2 separate regions of the Homo sapiens genome follow, and region 1 is linked to region 2. Evidence: chromatin contacts called from ENCODE Hi-C or POLR2A ChIA-PET data. All regions are on one chromosome and are shown on one strand. The core of a region is the stretch at or near the end of the contact, and the rest is flanking DNA. Distances in the headings are between cores, read along the strand shown. Region 1 overlaps IHO1 (interactor of HORMAD1 1). Region 2 holds the start of LAMB2 (laminin subunit beta 2).

What was found. Hi-C counts contacts between places; a loop is a spot of excess contacts on that map. ChIA-PET counts read pairs that join two places held with the same protein, here RNA polymerase II (POLR2A). Pooled maps may share reads with other maps.
Region 1: a loop to region 2 is called in a map of heart right ventricle, with 3 times the contacts of the local background. The contact joins the enhancer-like site here to the promoter of LAMB2 in region 2. A Hi-C loop is called at or near these places in 1 of 168 maps with a recorded cell type or tissue (heart right ventricle) and 3 of 50 pooled maps. POLR2A ChIA-PET finds 5 or more read pairs at or near these places in 2 of 52 experiments (GM12878 and H1).

What each region holds. Positions count from the first base shown.
Region 1 is chr3:49,216,745-49,222,883 of GRCh38, forward strand. The region is part of intron 2 of IHO1 (interactor of HORMAD1 1); the gene reads left to right. Among named protein-coding and RNA genes, the nearest start is that of IHO1, 20 kb to the left of the region's middle. Within about 2 kb of position 1,992, at least 25 of the 41 ENCODE cell types and tissues checked have a DNase peak (open chromatin) inside an H3K27ac peak, as active enhancers do; they include heart right ventricle, where a contact is called at or near this core.
Region 2 is chr3:49,131,502-49,137,694 of GRCh38, forward strand. It overlaps LAMB2 (laminin subunit beta 2), which reads right to left and starts at 1,549. Exons shown (of 32, transcript NM_002292.4): 1 at 1,291-1,549; 2 at 990-1,162; 3 at 769-904; 4 at 615-688; 5 at 34-222. The coding sequence starts at 1,366. It overlaps LOC124909377 (a long non-coding RNA gene), which reads left to right and starts at 1,367. Exons shown (of 2, transcript XR_007095905.1): 1 at 1,367-2,118. RefSeq lists enhancers at 7-822, 1,640-2,455, a cis regulatory region at 2,989-3,202 and a silencer at 4,735-5,029.

The DNA of each region.
Region 1 (6,139 bases), core at 742-3,241, 86 kb after region 2:
CTGATAAAGGGCTAATATCCAGAATCTACAAAGAAATTAAACAAATTCACAAGAAAAAAAACCCCATCAAAAAGTGGGCAAAGAATATGAACAGACACTTCTCAAAATAAGACATTTATGCAACCAACAGACATATGCAGAAATGCTCATCATCACTTGTCGTCAGAGAAATGCAAGTCAAAAACCACAATGAGATACCATCTCAAGCCAGTTAGAATGGCGATCATTAAAAAGTCAGGAAACAACAGATGCTGGAGAGGATGTGGAGAAATAGGAACACTTTTACACTGTTGGTGGGAGTGTACATTAGTTCAACCATTGTGGAAGACAGTGTGGCAATTCCTCAAGGATCTGGAATAGAAATACCATTTGACTCAGCAATCCCATTACTGGGCATATACCTAAAGGATTATAAATCATTAACTGATAAAGACACATGCACATGTATATTTATTGTGGCACTGTTAACAATAGCAAAGACTTGGAACTAACCCAAATGTTTATCAATGAGAGACTGGATTAAGAAAATGTGGCACATATACACCATGGAATACTATGCAGCCATAAAAAAGAATGAGTTCATGTCCTTTTCAGGGACATGGATAAAGCTGGAAACCATCATTCTAAGCAAACTATCACAAGGACAGAAAACCAAACACCACATGTTCTCACTCAAGTGGGAGTTGAACAATGAGAACACATGGACACAGGATAGGGAACATCACACACCAGGCTGGTTGGGGGGTGGGGGGCTGGGGGGCTGGGGGAGGGATAGCATTAGGAGAAATACCTAATGTAAATGAGGAGTTGATGGGTGCAGCAAACCAACATGGCACATGTATACCTAAGTAATAAACCTGCACGTTGTGCACATGTACCCTAGAACTTAAAGTATAATAAAAAAAAAAAAAAAGAAAAAATTATACAGCTCACTGTGATGTAGAATTAGTGGGAGCCCTGAGTTTGCTTTCCTGCAACTAGACGGTCCCATTTGTGGGTGATGGGAGACAGTGACAGATCATCAGGCATCAGATTCTCATAAGGAGCGCACAACCTAGATCCCTTGCATGTGCAGTTCACAATAGGGTTTGTGCTCCTGTTAGAATCTAATACTGGTACTGATCTGACAGAAGGCAGAGCTCAGATGGTAATAGAGACCAGCCTGGGCAACATGACTGTCAGTTCCCGGGTCTGGGTCCAGCCCATGCTGAAGTCCAAGGGGAGTGGGTGGATAAGCAGAAAGAACATTTGGGGGTCTGTAGGCAGATGAATATGGTTTTATTCTGCAGCTTTCTCATTAGCAGCTTACTCTCACACTGGCTTTCTTATTAGCAGCTTACTCTCACACTCTCCGCCCTGCTGTCTTGGCTGCTTGAGCTGGCTGCCCCCATGAGCAGCTGCGCAGCTGGCTCTCCCTTCCCTTCAGGGTCAGCAGCTTAACTCTTTCTCTGGGCACAAGCAAGCTGAGGTGTATCCTGGTTCCCACCTCTCCGTCTGCAAAGAAGGACAGCTCCGGCTCTCTCTCTCTCTTTCTCTGGGTGCCAGCATGCCCACCATGTCAAGCCATGTTGAGCTGAGCCAAGCCAAGCCCCCAAGAGACCCCTGTACAGTGTCAGCAGGACAGTTAATACCTTTTTTTTTTTTTTTTTTTTTTTTGAGATAGTCTTGCTCTGTTGCCCAGGCTGGAGTGCAGTGGATGCAATCTTGGCTCACTGCAGCCTCTGCCTTCTGGGTTCTAGTGATTCTCTTGCCTCAGACTCCCAAGTAGCAGGGATTACAAGCACATGCCACCACACCCGGCTAATTTTTGTATTTTTAGTAGAGATGGGATTTCACCATGTTGGCCAGGCTGATTTCAAACTCCTGACCTTATGATCCGCCCACCTTGGCCTCTCAAAGTGCTGGGATTATAGACGTGAGCCACTGCTCTTGGCTGCAGTTATACCTTTTTCAGACAATAGTGGCATAGAGCCAAGTATGAACTTACACAAACAGGTTATATAACAAGTGGAGTTATGTGCTTGCATGCCAAACTTGCTGAGTCATGCAGGCCTGGATATCTGCCTCGGCCTATTCCTTGACTAAAGCACATCCGTGTACCTTACAATGACAAAACCCTGTCTCTACAAAAAATAAAAAAATTAGCTGGGCGTGGTGATGCATGCCTACTAGGGAGGCTGAGTTGGGAGGATCACCTGAGCAGAGGTTGCAGTGAGATGGGATCATGCCATTGCATTCCAGCCTGGGTGACAGAGCAAGATCCTGTCTCAAAAAATGAATAAATAAAAAATAAGAGGCTCATGCTTGTAATCCCAGCACTTTGGAAGGCTGAGGCGGATGCATCACTTGAGGTCAGGAGTTTGAGACCAGCCTGGCCAACATGGTGAAACCCCATTGTTGGGAACAGGCCCCCAAGTCTGGCCATAAACGGGCCTCAAAACTGGCCAAAAACAAAATCTCCACAGCAGTGTGACATGTTCATGATGGCCTTGACGCCCACGCTGAAGGTGGTGGGTTTACCGGAATGAGGGCAAGGAACACCTCACCCACCCAGGGCAGAAAACTGCTTAAAGGCAATCCTAAACCACAACCAATAGCATGAATGATTTGTGCCTTAAGGACATGTTCCTGCTGCAGATAACTAGCCAGAGTCCATCCCTTTGTTTTGGCCCATCCCTTTGTTTCCCGTAAGGAATACTTTTAGTTAATATATAATCTATAGAAATAATGCTTATCACTGGCTTGCTGTCAATAAATATGTGGGTCAAACTCTGTTCGGGGCTGTCAGCTCTGAAGGCTGTGAGTCCCCTGATTTCCCTTTCCACACTCTATATTTCTGTGTGTGTGTCTTTAATTCTTCTAGTGCCGCTGGGTTAGGGTCTCCACAACCGAGCTGGTCTCAGCAAGTGGTGCCCATACGTGGGGCTCGAACCCTGGCCGAAGGGTCACCAGAGCAATGGTTGGAAAACGTAGAGCTAAGCTGGAGGACACCTGAGTACTCTTAAGCAATCCCTGTGGTGAGTAAGAAGGGGAGCTCGGAAGCATCAGGGTAACAATGGGACAAGTGTGGGCTCTGGTTCGTTCCACCTTGGAACCTTTCATACTAATGATGAGGAGGAAGGAAAGTATAACAAAGTAATAGAAGAGGTAATGGAGCAGGTTTGCTTGCCAGCTAAAGCTAAAGTGGCAAAGGAGGAAGAGTTTCATCCCTACCCTTCTGCACCCCCTCCTTATTTTGAAGAAAAAGAGTGGCCTGAGCCTCCAGATCTTTCTTTTCCGGAGGACACTGGGTGAAAAGTGGTTGCCCCAGTGACTGAGCAGCACCTTGAGCAACTGCTCTCAGTTCTATTCAGGCAGGAATTCAGCAAGCTAGACAAGAGGGTGATATAGAGGCTTGGCAGTTCTCTGTTAGGATACACCCCACAGATCAACAGGGAAATATTATAGCTACATTTGAGCCTTTTCCTTTTAAATTCGGGAAATGCCATGAGGGTCCCGTCCCGGGCCCTGTTCCAAACTGGGGCATTTCCGGCTCAGGCAATTCCCTCATCTGTGTACAATGCCTGTCCCCCACCACAGCTGGTAGTGCCGCAGTAGATTTGTGTCCAGAATTTATTCCTTCCAGCAGGTTCTTGGTCTCGCTGACTTCAGGAATGAAGCCGCAGACCTTAGTGGTGAGTGTTACAGCTCTTAAAGATGGTGTGTCCGGAGTTTGTTCCTTCAGATGTTAAGATGTGTCTGGAGTTTCTTCCTTCCAGTGGATTTGTGGTCTTGCTGACTTTAGGAGTGAAGCCATGGATCTTTGTGGCGAGTGTCACAGCTCTTAAAGGTGGTGCAGACCCAGCCAGCCATGGTGGCTCATGACTGTAATCCCAGCACTTTGGGAGGCTGAGGTGGGCGGATCATGAGGTCAGGAGATCAAGACTATACTGGCTGACACAGTGAAACCCCATCTCTACTAAAAATATAAAAAATTAGCCGGGCGTGGTGGTGGGCACCTGTAGTTCCAGCTACTCAGGAGGCTGAGGCAGGAGAATGGCATGAACCTGGGAGGCAGAGCTTGCAGTGAGCTGAGATAGCGCCACTGTACTCCAGCCTGGGCGACAGTTCAAGACTCCATCAAAAAATAAAAAATAAAAGGTGGCGTGGACCCAAAGAGTGAGCAGCAGCAAAAGAACAAATCTTCCACAATGTGGAAGGGGACCCGAACGGGTTGCCGCTGCTGGCTCCAGTGGCCAGCATTTATTCCATAATTTGGCCCTGCCCACATTCTGCTGATTGGTCCACTTTACAGTGAGCTGATTGGCCCATTTTACAGAGTGCTGATTGGGCCATTTTACAGAGTGCTGATTGGTGCATTTACAATCCTTTAGCTAGACACAGAGTGCTGACTGGTGTGTTTTTACAGAGTGCTGATTGGTGCATTTTTACAGAGTGCTGATTGGTGCATTTACAATCCTTTAGCTAGACACAGAGCGCTGATTGGTGTATTTTTACAGAGTGCTGATTGGTGCGTTTACAATCCTTTAGCTAGACACAGAGCACTGATTGGTGCATTTTTACAGAGTGCTGATTAGTGCGTTTACAATCCTTTAGCTATACACATAGTGCTGATTGGTGCGTTTTTTACAGAGTGCTGATGGTGCATTTACAATCCTTTAGCTAGACACAGAGCGCTGATTGGTGCAGTTACAATCCTCTAGCTAGGCAGAAAAGTTCTCCAAGTCCCCACTCGACCCAGGAAGTCCAGCTGGATTCACCTCTCAATCCCCCCTCTAAACAGGACACCCCAACTGCTGTTGGGAATTGGGTGATGACCGCTATAGCTACTTCCTGCTGGTTAGGGGCGAAGAAGGGGCCCTGCTGTGGTAGTGTCCTCCAGAGGGGAACTCTCTAGGCCAGCCAAAGGGCCAGTGGGTCAATCCAGGGGTCCTTGGTAGAAGTTGTTAGTTGAGCTCATTTGGGGTTCCATTTGTAAGACCATCTATAGACTGATGGCCTCGATACTAGAGGAAACAAATTTGACAAGGATGTTAAAACACAGGGCCCGAAGGCGAGTAATAGCAAGATGGCTGTCAGGAGGCCTAGAAAGGGGAGAAGCCTTGTCGCCCAACTCCAGAGGCTGGTATAAGAGTTTGAAAGGCACTGTCTGATTTCAGAAGCCTTTTCCTATAAACGCCGGGTGGCATCTTGTACTATCGCTGACTGGTTAGTGTAAAAACAGCACTCTTACCCTAAGAAGGTGCAGAGTCCTCCTTTCTCAGCAGTGAGGAGGTCTAGGTCTCAGCAGTTTTGGAGAGTTAGTGATGCCAAAGAGTCTATTTGGGATTGTAGAGTAAGGATAGATTTCGTCATTTCTTGCAAACTGTCTGAGAAATCCTTTGAGAGTCTGTGGTAGTAGCATAATGAAGTAGATAAACTGGCTATTCTGGTTTCTGTAGCCATAGCTGTTCCTAACCCTATAAGTAGGGGTATTAGTTGTATGGCTCTGCGCTGACGGATAGAGAGCTACAAAGCCAACAGTCATTTGCCAGGGAAGGATTGGACTGGTTTAACAGAGAGTGGGTTAAGTTGAGAGTCTTGTACAGGTAATTAGGAGCTAGGGGAAGGGGAGGGGCAATTGTATGAGGTGTCCAAGGAAGCAGGAGGGATAGATAGGCAAAGAGTAAATAGGAAGGTAAGGAGGGTGCTCTGGAACACGAGATCATTTTATCCAGTCTGAGTTAAAGGTGGGAGTAAATTGCTGTCAGAAGGAAGGAAGATAGAAAAAAGGTTGATGTGATTAGGATTTGCATCCCAGCAGGAGCTATAGTATGTAGTCCTATCGTAAAGAGTATGGTTAGTATGCTGCTTAATAATATTATGAAATAGTAAAAGGATTCCATTAAAGGGGCAAGGAGAGGTATTAAAGATTATGTAGGTTTTCACTTATCTTTTTTAAGGAGGAAAGGGTTTTTCCTCAGGATCAGTGGTAGGAGCCTTTTTAGTCTGGGATATTTCCTTTCAAAATAGGAGATGCAAGTCCTCCAATGGTTCGCAAGTTTATTGAGGCTGGTCTGGGTGATCTTGGGACTCCTGAACTGACGGTCCTGCAGGTTCCGCAGGGGGTGTCCAAAATTTAACTCAATTGTAGTGAATC
Region 2 (6,193 bases), core at 299-2,798:
CTTCCAGCCCCCAGCCCAGATGCCAGCCCTCACCTCGCCTTCAGTGGATGGCTCAATCTCTGAGTAGCGGGACTCACAGACTACATCATCCCAGTGCCGTGGGGGTGCTAGTGGGACTCCTGGGAAGTCAGCCCCACAGTCATAGGAGAAATATCGGTACACATGCCAGGTGCGGCCAAAGTCTGCTGAGCGTTCCACCAGCATGGCAGCAGGGCGAAATGTCTGGGTAGGGGGGCATAGCTGATCAGCAGGCACCAGGACCCAAGCCCAACCCAGAGCCATCAAGAGCCCTGCTCAGCCCAAGACTGCCCTCAAATAGCTCACAGAGAGTGGGGGTGACTGGTGGAAGCCAGATAATGACCAGCAAAGGTAGCCACCTCTAATGGGGAGACTCAGGGTTCATGGGGCTCAGGGAGACAGCGCCTGACCCAGCCTGGGATTGGAAAGGCAGAAGAGCATGTGCAAAGGCCTGGAGGCAAATGGAAGGTGTGAAGGGATGAAGGAGCCTCCTGCATCCATGCTCAAGGAGGCTGTGTTAAGGAGCTGAGGCTCTGTCCAGGGGCAATGGAGAGCCAAGCAGGGTGATTCGGGCAGGCTCCCAGATATGCAGGCACCTTGAAGGTCATAATGAGGTGTGTGAAATGAAACTCAGCCTCCAGGTCCAGCTGGATGGTGACCGCAGGGATACCTGGGACAGGAATCGGAAGTCAAGGACTCAAAGCTACTGGTGGGCAGCCCTGCTCACTTTTGCCCCACCCATGGCCTCACCATTCTCTGACTGCCACCAGGCTGCCCGCCGCTGTGGTGCAAAGCTGGTGACTACATTCTGGATGCGATGGCTGTGTGGGTTGTCTCTAGCAGAGAAGGGGCGCCGGGAGTCACAAAGGAAGCACTTCTTTTCGTCCTGGGTTGGATGGGGATTAGAATCAGTGCCTCAGGCAGTGCCAGCCCCACCCTGACTCGGCGTCACACCCTGTCCCCAGCCACACCTGCAGGTGACTGACGATGCAGTAGGGCTGGGGGCCATTCAGGCCACAAGTGGATGAGGCAGTCAGTCTGTCAGCTCGGCCCACCAGCAGGTCGCCCGTGGCGGGGTAGCAGCTTCCCCTGGAACAGCCAGGCACATCCGGGGCAGGGGCCTGTGCCAGTGTGGCAGCCAGCACTGGGGACAGTAGCTCAGTCAGTTCCGCTGAGTTCCTATCCAGTGGCTCCACCTCATGTGCCCCAAGGGCAACTACCAGGACCTACCATCACATTCCACAACCCCCAGCCCCCACCAGGCCCTCTCACCGCTTAGCAGTAGGCCCAGTCGAAGTTCCCAGGGCAGAGGCTGTCCCCTCCCTCTTTCCCTTGAGGTCAGCTCCATCCTGAAGAGGGGAACAGGGATAAGGGGAGGTGAACGGTCTCGGGCCCGAGCCCTCCTCCTTGCTTTGGGGTTCCGTGTCAACTCTGCCTGTGGGTCTTTGGCCTGTTTCCCTCCAGGCCCTCTGTCAGTTCCCAGGTCTGTCCAGCGGTCCCTCCGACAGCTTAGAGTCCAGCGACTTTGAGCAAAGTTGGGAATCGCGGCAGGAAGGAAAGGCCGGAGCGGATTCTGGGAAGGAGCGCAACACCGGGCGGAGAGCGCCCCCACCCCAACCCTACCCCTTCCCTCCGGAAACTGCCTTCGCCCCAGGAACCAGAGACAGACCACTTCACCCACAAATCTTTATTGTGCCCCCAAGCCCACACCTATACGAGGGCCAGGGGAAGGTAAGGGGTTTGGTGCTTTAAACTATCCTTGGAAGAGGGCTCACGAAGTTGGGGGCATGGCAGGAGCAAATGAGAGATCTTCGGGATCTCCAACTCTGGACCAAGGAGACCGTAGCCTTTTCCCCTCAGCGTCATGGGCGCCGTGGAAATTACCATCAACTCAGCCGTTTGATCCCAGGGCTCCAGCATCAACAGAGAGGCTGGAGGGCACAAGCAGGAGCAACACATGCCCCTATTCAGGGCTGTGGGGGGCTCTCGGGTAGTCCTAGGGACTGGACAGAATGGGGCTGGGGGAGAGATGGGGAAAGTGCACACCCAGCCCGAAGCACAGCTCCAGGGGGGTCACTGCCTCCCCCACTAGTCACTACGGTAAGTAGGCACGAGAAGTGCTGCGGGTTTCCCTGTATGGAAATAGGCTCTGGGTGGTGGACCAGAGCTACGGCGAGCGACTCCGGATCTTGTGGCTATTTATCCGCTCCAGACTTTTTGGCCTGCCGGGATCGCAGGAGCCTGGGGTTGGAATGTGCGCGGCGGCGTGGAGGGGGAGAGAAGGAGGAAAGTGGGTGGGGGATATGGGGCGCGCCCCACCCAGGGCCCTGGGAACGGGAAGCTGGGGGAAACATGGGGTCCTCCGGTCTTTAGGGCTGGGTCTGGCCTGCCGCCTCCACAGTCCCGGCAGGGAGTGCCCTGAGCTGCCATCCAGGGAAGAAAGCTGATGATAGTTCCTCAGGGGAATCACCCCACTTCACAAAGGAGCATGGGGGCGGCGGGGGTGGGGGTTGGGTGAGGGTTGGGTGGGGGTCAGTCAATCCGTTGGACTTTAGGCATCGCTGGGAGTTATTCTGGATATCCGGAGTAGAGGTCTCCAGTCACCCTGAGGATCATGTAGTCAACCTGGGGGATCAGGGATACTAGAAATTACTGAGAATTTTAATTTTTTTTTTTTTTTTGAGACAGAGTGTCGCTCTGTCACCCAGGCTGGAGTGCAGTGGCGAGATCTCCGCTTACTGCAACCTCTGCCTCCCAGGTTCAAGCGATTCTCCTGCCTCAGCTTCCCAAGTAGCTAGGATTACAGGCGCCCACCACCACGCCCAGCTAATGTTTCTATTTTTAGTAGACATGGGGTTTCACCATGTTGGCTTGGCTGGTCTTGAACTCCTGATCTCAGGTGATCCTCCCGCCTCTGCCTCCGAAAGCGCTGGGATTACAGGCATGAGCCAGTAAATAGTGCCAGGCCCCATCTATTTATTTTGAGTGGAGAATGCCAGCACTGTAGTCTCACAGTTTTAGATCACTCAGAGATAAAGGTGTATCAAGGTCTGGGACACTAGATGGCCTCAGGGAGTTACATGATCTGTCTGCTTTCTCAAGGTCAGAGGGCCACTGGGGGACATCGTGGGGCCACATGGGGGGGTCACTCAGGGTCAGTGGGCACTCAGTAGGATCTTTGGTCTCCCAAGGCCAGGAGATTCCTGGATCACTCTAGGGCCACTTTGAGTTACCCAGGTGATCCCACAGTCCTTCTTAATGGCTTCCATAGACAGTAATTAGCAGGTGGCATACTTATTGGTGGCAAAGCACATCATGTGCCCAAGCAGCTCAGCTGCCTGCTGCTCCAGGGCCTGCAGGGTGGCTGCCTTCTTGCCCAGTGCCTGTGCATTCTGTGTCAGGCGGCACTCCAACCCTGGGGTCAGGTCATCTGAGCCAGGCTCTGACCCCTGGCTCTAACCTCTGATCCTGGTCCCAGTCTCTATCACAACCCTGACCCTGACCCAGCCCTAACCTTAAATAAACCCTGAACCTAATCAACACTTGATCCCTGGTCTAAACCTTGACCCTAGCCCTGATCCCTACATGAGTCAAGATCTGATCTGGACCCAGCCTTAACCCTTCCACAACATCCCTATTCTGGCCCTGACCTTTCCATCTGACCCTAAGCCGTTCCCTGTGCCTGCCCTATTGCAGGCCAGCCATGCACCATGCAGGCAGCTGAAGCTGCTTTATGCCTTCTTCAGGAGCTCCTGGGCCTCAGCTCAAGCCTGCTGCACCCATTCTTTTGCATCCTGCACAGTGGCTACCAGGCCATATGTGTCCTCCTGCAGCTCGGCCACAGCCAAAGGGGCCACCTACAACTCCTAGGGCAGGGCTGGACCTGAATCCCCACCCCACCCAGAATATATTGCCTCAAATATATTACTGCCTAAGGTTCCTGGAGAAAAGGAGAATTTAGAACTGAGATCCCGCCTCAGTCCAGTATAGCCCAGCCCCAGCCCAAACCCCACTTTCCACTGTTCCAGAGGGGTCCCTGAGACCCCAGTGCCCACTCTTCCCCATTTCATCTTGCCCAGGCCCTCAGCCCTGCCTACGACTCATGCTGCCCATTCTTCTGCCTCCTGGGCCTGCTGCTGACTCAGGACAAAACATGCCCTGAGCACCTTAGCTACACTGGACAGACGCCCTGGGACTGGGGTCACCTCAACTGCCAGTGCCATCTGGGCCAGGCGCCCTACTACCTGGGGCAAAGGTTAGGGGGTCACAGAGAGGACACAGCACAGTAGCAACTAGGCTGAGTGTTATCACGGTCAAGGTACTTGGTAGCACTGTGGTATCATAGTGAGTCAAGGATCTCAGGGAGAATGGAAATCACAGCAGTCATTGAACAAGGGATGTAAAGGAGCTGAGGGTACAAGTAGGGTATCACCTCCTGTACAGTGCCCTCCAGGCCTTCAAGTGCCAGCTTCACTTCCTGTAGCCCTTGCTCTGCGGCCCCTGCATGAGTTCCATTCCCCCCTCAGCCAGCACCCCCTGAACATCCAGTGCTTGGTGCTGGGCCCAGGTTGTACCCTCCTTGAAGAACACAGGTGTTCAGTTAGGCATCCCTTTTCTGGCCACCCTCTGACTTCCACCTCCAGCCTCCTGGCCCTTCACCTGGTTCACTCTGCCTGATGGAGGATGCCTTCAGCTTTGGGCAGCTTCTGGCCCATGGCATCCGGTACAGGGAGAGCACCCTGGATCTGACCCAGCAGAAGAGCAATGCCTACTGCCCCCACCTTGGGGAAGGGGCACTGACAGCCAGCTCCACACTTGTGGTGTCCACACCTTTGTCTGTGGGGAAGAGGGTAGGGATCTTAGGCCTGAACCCTGAACTCTGAGCCAACAAACCCTGACCCTAGCCTCTCACTGATCCTGCCTTAGACACAACTATCCAGTGGTGTGCTGGAGGCTTACAAGAGGCAATTGTTGGCCGGGCGCAGTGGCTCACGCCTGTAATCCCAGCACTTTGGGAGGCCGAAGCAGGCAGATTGCCTGAGCTCAGGAGTTCGAGACCAGCCTGAGCAACACGGTGAAAACCCATCTCTACTAAAATACAAAAAATTAGCCAGGCATGGTGGCATGTGCCTGTACTCCCAGCTACTCAGGAGGCTGAGGCAGGAGAATTGCTTGAACCCGGGAGGCGGAGCTTGCAGTGAGCCAAGATCACACCACTGCACTCTAGCCTGGGTGACAGAGCGAGACTCTGTCTCTAAAAAAAATAAAAAATAAAATGATAATAAAAAAAGGGTAATCCCAGCACTTTGGGAGGCCAAGGCAGGCAGATTACAAGGTCAGGAGTTTGAGACCAGCCTGGCCAATGTAGTGAAAACTCATCTCTACTAAAAATAACAAAAATTAGCTGGATGTGGTGGCGGGTGCCTGTAATCCCAGCTACTCAGAAGGCTGAGGCAGGAGAATCGCTTGAACCCAGGAGGTGGCGGTTGTGGTGAGCCGAGATCACGCCACTGCACTCCAGCCTGGGTGACAGAGCGAGACTCTCCCTCTCAAAAATAATAATAATAATACTAAAATAAAAAGAGCCAATTGTTAAATTTTCAGGAATTTTGCAAATAAGTTGTCAAATGGTATGGACTGAAATCAATCATGATAGCATTACTTACATCATGGATATTGACAAATGCTAAAAATCAGTTTCCCCTGACTCACAGCCAGTTGTTAAAAATTTATCTACACACATGGCCAGATGCGGTGGCTCACGCCTGTAATCCCAGCACTTTGGGAGGCGAAGGCGGGTGGATCATGAGGTCAGGAGTTCAAGACCAGCCTGGCCAAGATGGTGAAACCCCGTCTCTACTAAAAATACAAAAAAAAATTACAGTGTGCCTGTAATCCCAGCTACTTGGGAGGCTGAGGTGGGAGAATCGCTTGAACCCGGGGGGCGCAGGTTGCAGTGAGCCGAGATTGCACCACTGCACTCCAGCCTGGGTGACAGAGCAAGACTCCCTCTCAAAAAAAAAAAAAAAATTTACGCACACACTAGTGTTCCCACTTGACCCCTGGTCAGCCCTGATGAATATTCCTCATTCTGGAAGGAGTATCATGATAGTGTCCTGCATACCCTATTAACCCTGCCCTTGGCTGTGAACAGACATGCAACAAGCAGATATGT